2 separate regions of the Homo sapiens genome follow, and region 2 is linked to region 1. A link is an interaction called in ENCODE POLR2A ChIA-PET data of the cell type or tissue named here. Cell type or tissue: HepG2. All regions are shown on one strand. Region 1 overlaps NOL4L (nucleolar protein 4 like). Region 2 overlaps NOL4L (nucleolar protein 4 like).

Region 1 (2,500 bases):
CCTGCCTAGTCCTGCGTCAATAACAGGGGCCTGAGAGTGCTCTGATGGGAGCCCCTTGACTCACTCATGGGAGCTGGACCTCACATTTCTGCACCGTGAGCACCTTCAAGAGGGGCTGGTTGTATGTCTCCAGGGGGGCCAGAAGATGGCCCAGGACTCTAGGCTGGAAACCCACTGCTCTGGACAGACACCAACAGGCCCACAGGCCCAGAAGAGGCAGCAGAGGCCAGGCCAGCTGCCTGGGCCTTCCCAAGGCCTGTGCCCTGCCCAGGGTCTCAGCCAGCCAGCGGGGTGGCCCACAACTCCATGAGTGTCTCGGAGGGGACAGTGAGGCCCACGGCCCTGTGGTCAACAGCATCCTCCCTGTCCCAGCTCTGGTGTCCATCAGGAGGGGAAGGTGGTGTCTGACTACCCCAGGCTGACCCCGCACTGGGCTCTTGGGGACCTACAGACCCCCCAGCCTCCCTGCATCTCTCAGCCTCATCCTCATGGCCAGGCCAGCCAGCCTCTGGGCAGCAGGTGCTGAGGGAACCCCATGGACCCCACAGAAATGCCACTGTCAGCTACCTGATCCTGACAGCCCCCAAATCACCAGACCTCCCCAGGACGTGTCTCCAAGAGAGATCACGCTCTCAAAGGGTGGTCATGAGGAATAACAGCATGAGATCTGCTTGGGAATGAGTAGGGGGACCATGGTCCCTTCAGCCCCACTGCTCTGGGTTTCTGAACAACTGTCCCAGACCCTTCTTGTGGGGGACCACAGCCTGTGGCCCCAGCTGGGCTCTGCAGGCACCGCCCTCAGTGTTCCTTGGGCGTGGCCTCAATCGGCTCAGTTGAGGCGGGAGGTCAGCTGCTGCGCTTGTCCCAGCCCCAGAGCCCCCCAGAGCACGTGGCTGCCCCCGCCGGTCCCCACCCCCGTGGGAACGCTGGAAGGCGGCACTGGCCTGGGAGGCTGGCAGCACGAGGGGGTCGCACCGACCTCACGAGGCATCAAGCACAAAAGCCTTTTCTTTGCCGGCAGCCACGCACCCCACTCCTCCTGCAGCCACTCCCTGTGCTCCCCAGCCCCTGGCCCAGACACCTCCAGCTGCCTCCAGACTGGGTCTCCTCCCAAACAAAGCCGGATTCAGGCCTTCGGGAGGCAGGCGCGCAGGTTCTGCCATGGAGATGAACTTTGACCCAAACAGCAAGGCTCCTACCCCTTATTTACTCTTTAAGGCTGACCCGTTTCACAGAGTTCACATTACACCCCTTTTTAATCCGCACCTCCCTCCCACATTCCAGGCCTCGACCTTCAACCCCTCCTAATTGCTGGCTCCGGCTCCTACACCCCAGTTCTTGGGCCCAGCTCACTCATCCCTGCCCCCAACCATCTCCTCCACGGAAACAAAGGCGATGCTGGGGTGCTGTGCTCACAGGGCCACCTCACAACCCTGGCACACCAAGGTAGATGCCAGGGTCCCAGAGCCCAACCACTTGGGGGAGTCCACGTGGAGGCCGGGGTGGATCTTTGGGGTCTGATTCCTGACCCTAACTCTCCAACCCCTGAGAAGGAAGCCTCTATTCCAAGGGAGGCTGGAGTAGGCTGCCTGGCAGGCCCTGCGCGGAGGCGGTCAGGGCTAGGGAAGAATCCGGACAGCTCCCCAGCCAGCCGCATCGCATCCCAAGGGGCTAGGGTGAATGTGGGCAGCTGCACTGCCTGGTCACTCACCAGGTGACCTGGGCTATAGCCTCACATGTGGCTGCAGAAACACAGCTTGTTTCCCTTGCTGGGCAGCGGAACTGCTCTGGGTTAGGTACACTGTGAACCTTCCCAGGCCTGCCCCTGGTAACTCTGAAACCCACATTGCAGAAGCCCATGGCATCCCGGCAACCAGGCAGACCCCCCGCCCCGCAGGCTGCCAGTCCTATGGGCTCTCTCCCTCATCTTTGGGAGGAAGGAGCCAGGAGCTGGGGCACTGGGGCCCATGGAGATGCTGAGAACACTGGGGGCAGTGCAAGCTTGGGCCTGAGCCACCCAAAGGCCTTGGCCCAGATTCCGCCACCCTGGAGTGTGTCCACACCTCTCACCTGAGGACAACTGGGAGCAGGGGGCCGGGCACAGCCCCTCCTCAACTGCCACCAAGGGGCACTCACCGTCCTCTTGACTGTGGAGGTTCTGCGGGCTCCGCATCCTCTCGTCCTGGCTGGGGCTCAGGCTGGAGGCCAGGTGCGGGTCAGCTGACATCCATGTGGAGTCGCTCATATCAAAATCCTCGCTGCTCACAGAAGTCTCATCCTGAGCAGGGACAAAGAAGGTGGGCATTCAGCAGGGACGGGCTCTCATCAGCCTGAGGCAGCCTTGTGGGTGGACCCCAGGGCCAGTGGGCGTTTGGGAGTGCCCTGAAGGCGGCAGGAGCCCTCAAACCTTGAAGTGAGGGCTGGGTGGTGCTCCCCCTTGCCCGGTGGAAGTGGCCCCGGCTCTGGTTCCTGTCGGAAGCCAAGGCTAAGGGCCGGCACT
Region 2 (2,500 bases), 68 kb after region 1:
GAGACAATGTGTGACTGTCACACACAGTTAAGGTCACAGAGACATGGACATAGCCTCACACATGCAACCATCTGCAGTCCTTGGACAGTCTCACACACAATTACACGCAGGCCCACAGCCATGCTCAGAATCCCACAGCACTCCACACAGCTTCACACATGTACACGGGAATCTTCCTCCCCGGCCCCCACACCTGCCCAGCACCGACCTTCCAGATGCATTCACTGATTCAACAAATCCTTTTTGAGGGTCTTCTCTGTGGAGGCCCTGGGCTAACCCATAATCAGAATGACTGGAACAGGAACAAATAATTAGCTGCCCTGTGCTGTTGCCTCCGTTTCCCCATCTGTGAGATGGGGATCCTAGCCCTGCCACATGGGACTGTCAATGTTAGGAGTGAATGTGTGGAAAGCCCTCGGTCCGTGTTTGGCCCACAGTGTCATCTAAGTAAGGCTATCCTGGTTAGCCAAAAGCATCCCATGCCCAGCTCCACGCAGAACACCTGGCACACATTATCTCCCTGAGCCCTTGTCCAAGTCCCCAGCAGCTGGGGTCATCGCCCCCATTCCTCAGATGAGGAAACCGAGGCTCAGAGAAGAGGCCCACAGTCTGTAGGTTGCCCCACCGATCTCATGTCATGCCACAGTGCTGCTCCAGCCTGCCTCGCCACCCCCTACACACACACACACACACACACACACACACACACACACACTATTCCCTCTGGCTAGAAGGCCCTTCTCACTTGCATATAGCATGCCCAGCTCCTCTGAGCTGCCTACTTACACTTCTGTGAAATGGGGATACTAGCCCGTGTCAGCCCCTGTTTATTTTCCCCAGGGCACTGGACTTTAAGGGCCAAGAGTGAAGACCATTTTGTCCTGTTCTCTGGCACACAGTAGGCACTCGACAACTATTTCAAAACTAAAGGAATAAGCAAGTGGCCTCATGGCTACTGAGGACAGAGTCTGGAACTGAATGCAGGGCACTCTGAAGCTGGAGCTCACTTCTACATTATTGCCTTTCTCATGCTACTAGCAGGCACTGAATGTGTCAGTGAGTGAATGAATGAAACCAAGATCTCAGGATCCCAGTCAAGTGCTCCCTGAGTTTCATTTCCTGGTAGTGTGGACATGAGCCAAGCTCCAGCCACCTTGGATGGTGGTGGGGGTGGCGGGGCTGATGGGCCGCCTGAAGCCGGCTGTCAGGAGCTCGTCTGGCCACAGCCGCCAGCAGGAGAGACCAGCTGGCGGTGCAGGGTCCATCGGCCCGGGCCTGGAATCTGAGCTGCCCTCAGAGGCCCAGCTTCTCTCTGGGCCCCCACAAACTGGCCTTTGTTCCTGGGCCGGCCAAGACCCAGCAGCTTGGGCTTTCTGTCTGCCCGCGGCACCCGCGCTGAGCTGGCGGGGTAAATGGGCCAGCCTCCCCTCTGTCCATGCCCAGGACGTCGCTTTAGGACTAAATGGAGATGTAATTTTCTATACAAATCCATGACAATTTAGATGGAGTGATTGTAATTGGCTTTTCAATGGGGGTTTTGTCCAGAGCTGGTGGCTAGAACTGGGTGGCCTGTTTGAGGCAGGCTCCATTTAAATGACAATAAAGCAATAATATTGAGGACTTGTACAGTGCCCAGCACTCCTCCCAGCCCAAGTAGAGCCTCATGTTTATGGATCTGGTCCTTCCCTGAGGCTGTCTGGACAGGCGGGTGGTGGGGGGCGCTAAGCCCAGGAGACAGGTGGCCATATCTTTGGGCTTCAGGACACAGAGCTTCAGAATGGCTGGGGCAAGGTCCCGCATCCACTGGCTTACCTGTGTCCTTATTCCTGAAACTGTCACTAACTAGTGCCTCCTCGGGCTAGCTGCTAGTCCAGGTTTCGGGGGCACCAAGACAATGAGAGCTGCTCAGGCAGGTCAGAGGGAGAAGGCTACAATGGCCAGTACAGCATGACATTTGAGAGCATGACCAAGAGATGACCAACAGCCAGACAGCCTGAGCTCAAATCCTACTCCACTTCTTTTTAAAAAAATTTTTTTTGAGACAGGGTCTCGCTGTGTCACCCAGACTGGAGTATAGTGGCAGGATCACGGCTCACTGCAGCCTCGACCTCCAAGGCTTAAGCAATCCTCCCACCTCAGCCTCCCAAGTAACTGGACCATAGGCATGTGTCACTACACCTGGCTAATCTTTTTATTTTTTTGCAGAGACAGAGTCTCATTGTGTTGCCCACGCTGGTCTCGAACTACTGGGCTCAAGAGATCCTCCCGCCTCAGCCTCTGAAAGTGCTGGGATTACAGGTGTGAGCCACTGTGCTCAGCCCCTACTCTACTTCTGACTCGTCTCTTGAACCTTACCAAGTTACTTAACCTCTCCATGCCTCAGTTTCCCCAGCCATAACATGAAGCTGCAGTGAAAGTTTTTGTGAAGATGAAACACCTTAATAGTGCCTGGCATGTGGAAGGTGCTATATATAAGTCATTGCCGTGATTCATTCCAAGC

Evidence for each region. ChIA-PET counts read pairs that join two places held together with the same protein. Peaks named below come from ENCODE experiments on the same cell type or tissue, not always from the same donor. Only the 100,000 strongest peaks of a DNase experiment are listed, where the experiment ranks them.
Region 2: POLR2A ChIA-PET joins it to region 1 with 12 read pairs; 10 of 35 experiments call an interaction of 5 or more read pairs at or near these places.

Annotation. Positions count from the first base shown.
Region 1 is chr20:32,472,465-32,474,964 of GRCh38, forward strand. It overlaps NOL4L (nucleolar protein 4 like), which reads right to left. Exons shown (of 11, transcript NM_001256798.2): 5 at 2,137-2,278. Among named protein-coding and RNA genes, the nearest start is that of NOL4L-AS1, 87 kb to the right of the region's middle. RefSeq lists an enhancer at 2,076-2,500. In HepG2, no CTCF peak of the experiment used is centred here; DNase peaks (open chromatin) are centred at 1,187, 1,774 and 2,247; H3K4me3 peaks cover 1,935 bases.
Region 2 is chr20:32,540,334-32,542,833 of GRCh38, forward strand. All of the region lies in intron 1 of NOL4L (nucleolar protein 4 like), which reads right to left. It overlaps LOC105372592 (a long non-coding RNA gene), which reads left to right. Exons shown (of 3, transcript XR_007067563.1): 3 at 841-1,620. Among named protein-coding and RNA genes, the nearest start is that of NOL4L-AS1, 20 kb to the right of the region's middle. RefSeq lists enhancers at 752-1,257, 1,258-1,763. In HepG2, no CTCF peak of the experiment used is centred here; a DNase peak (open chromatin) is centred at 1,268; H3K4me3 peaks cover 475 bases.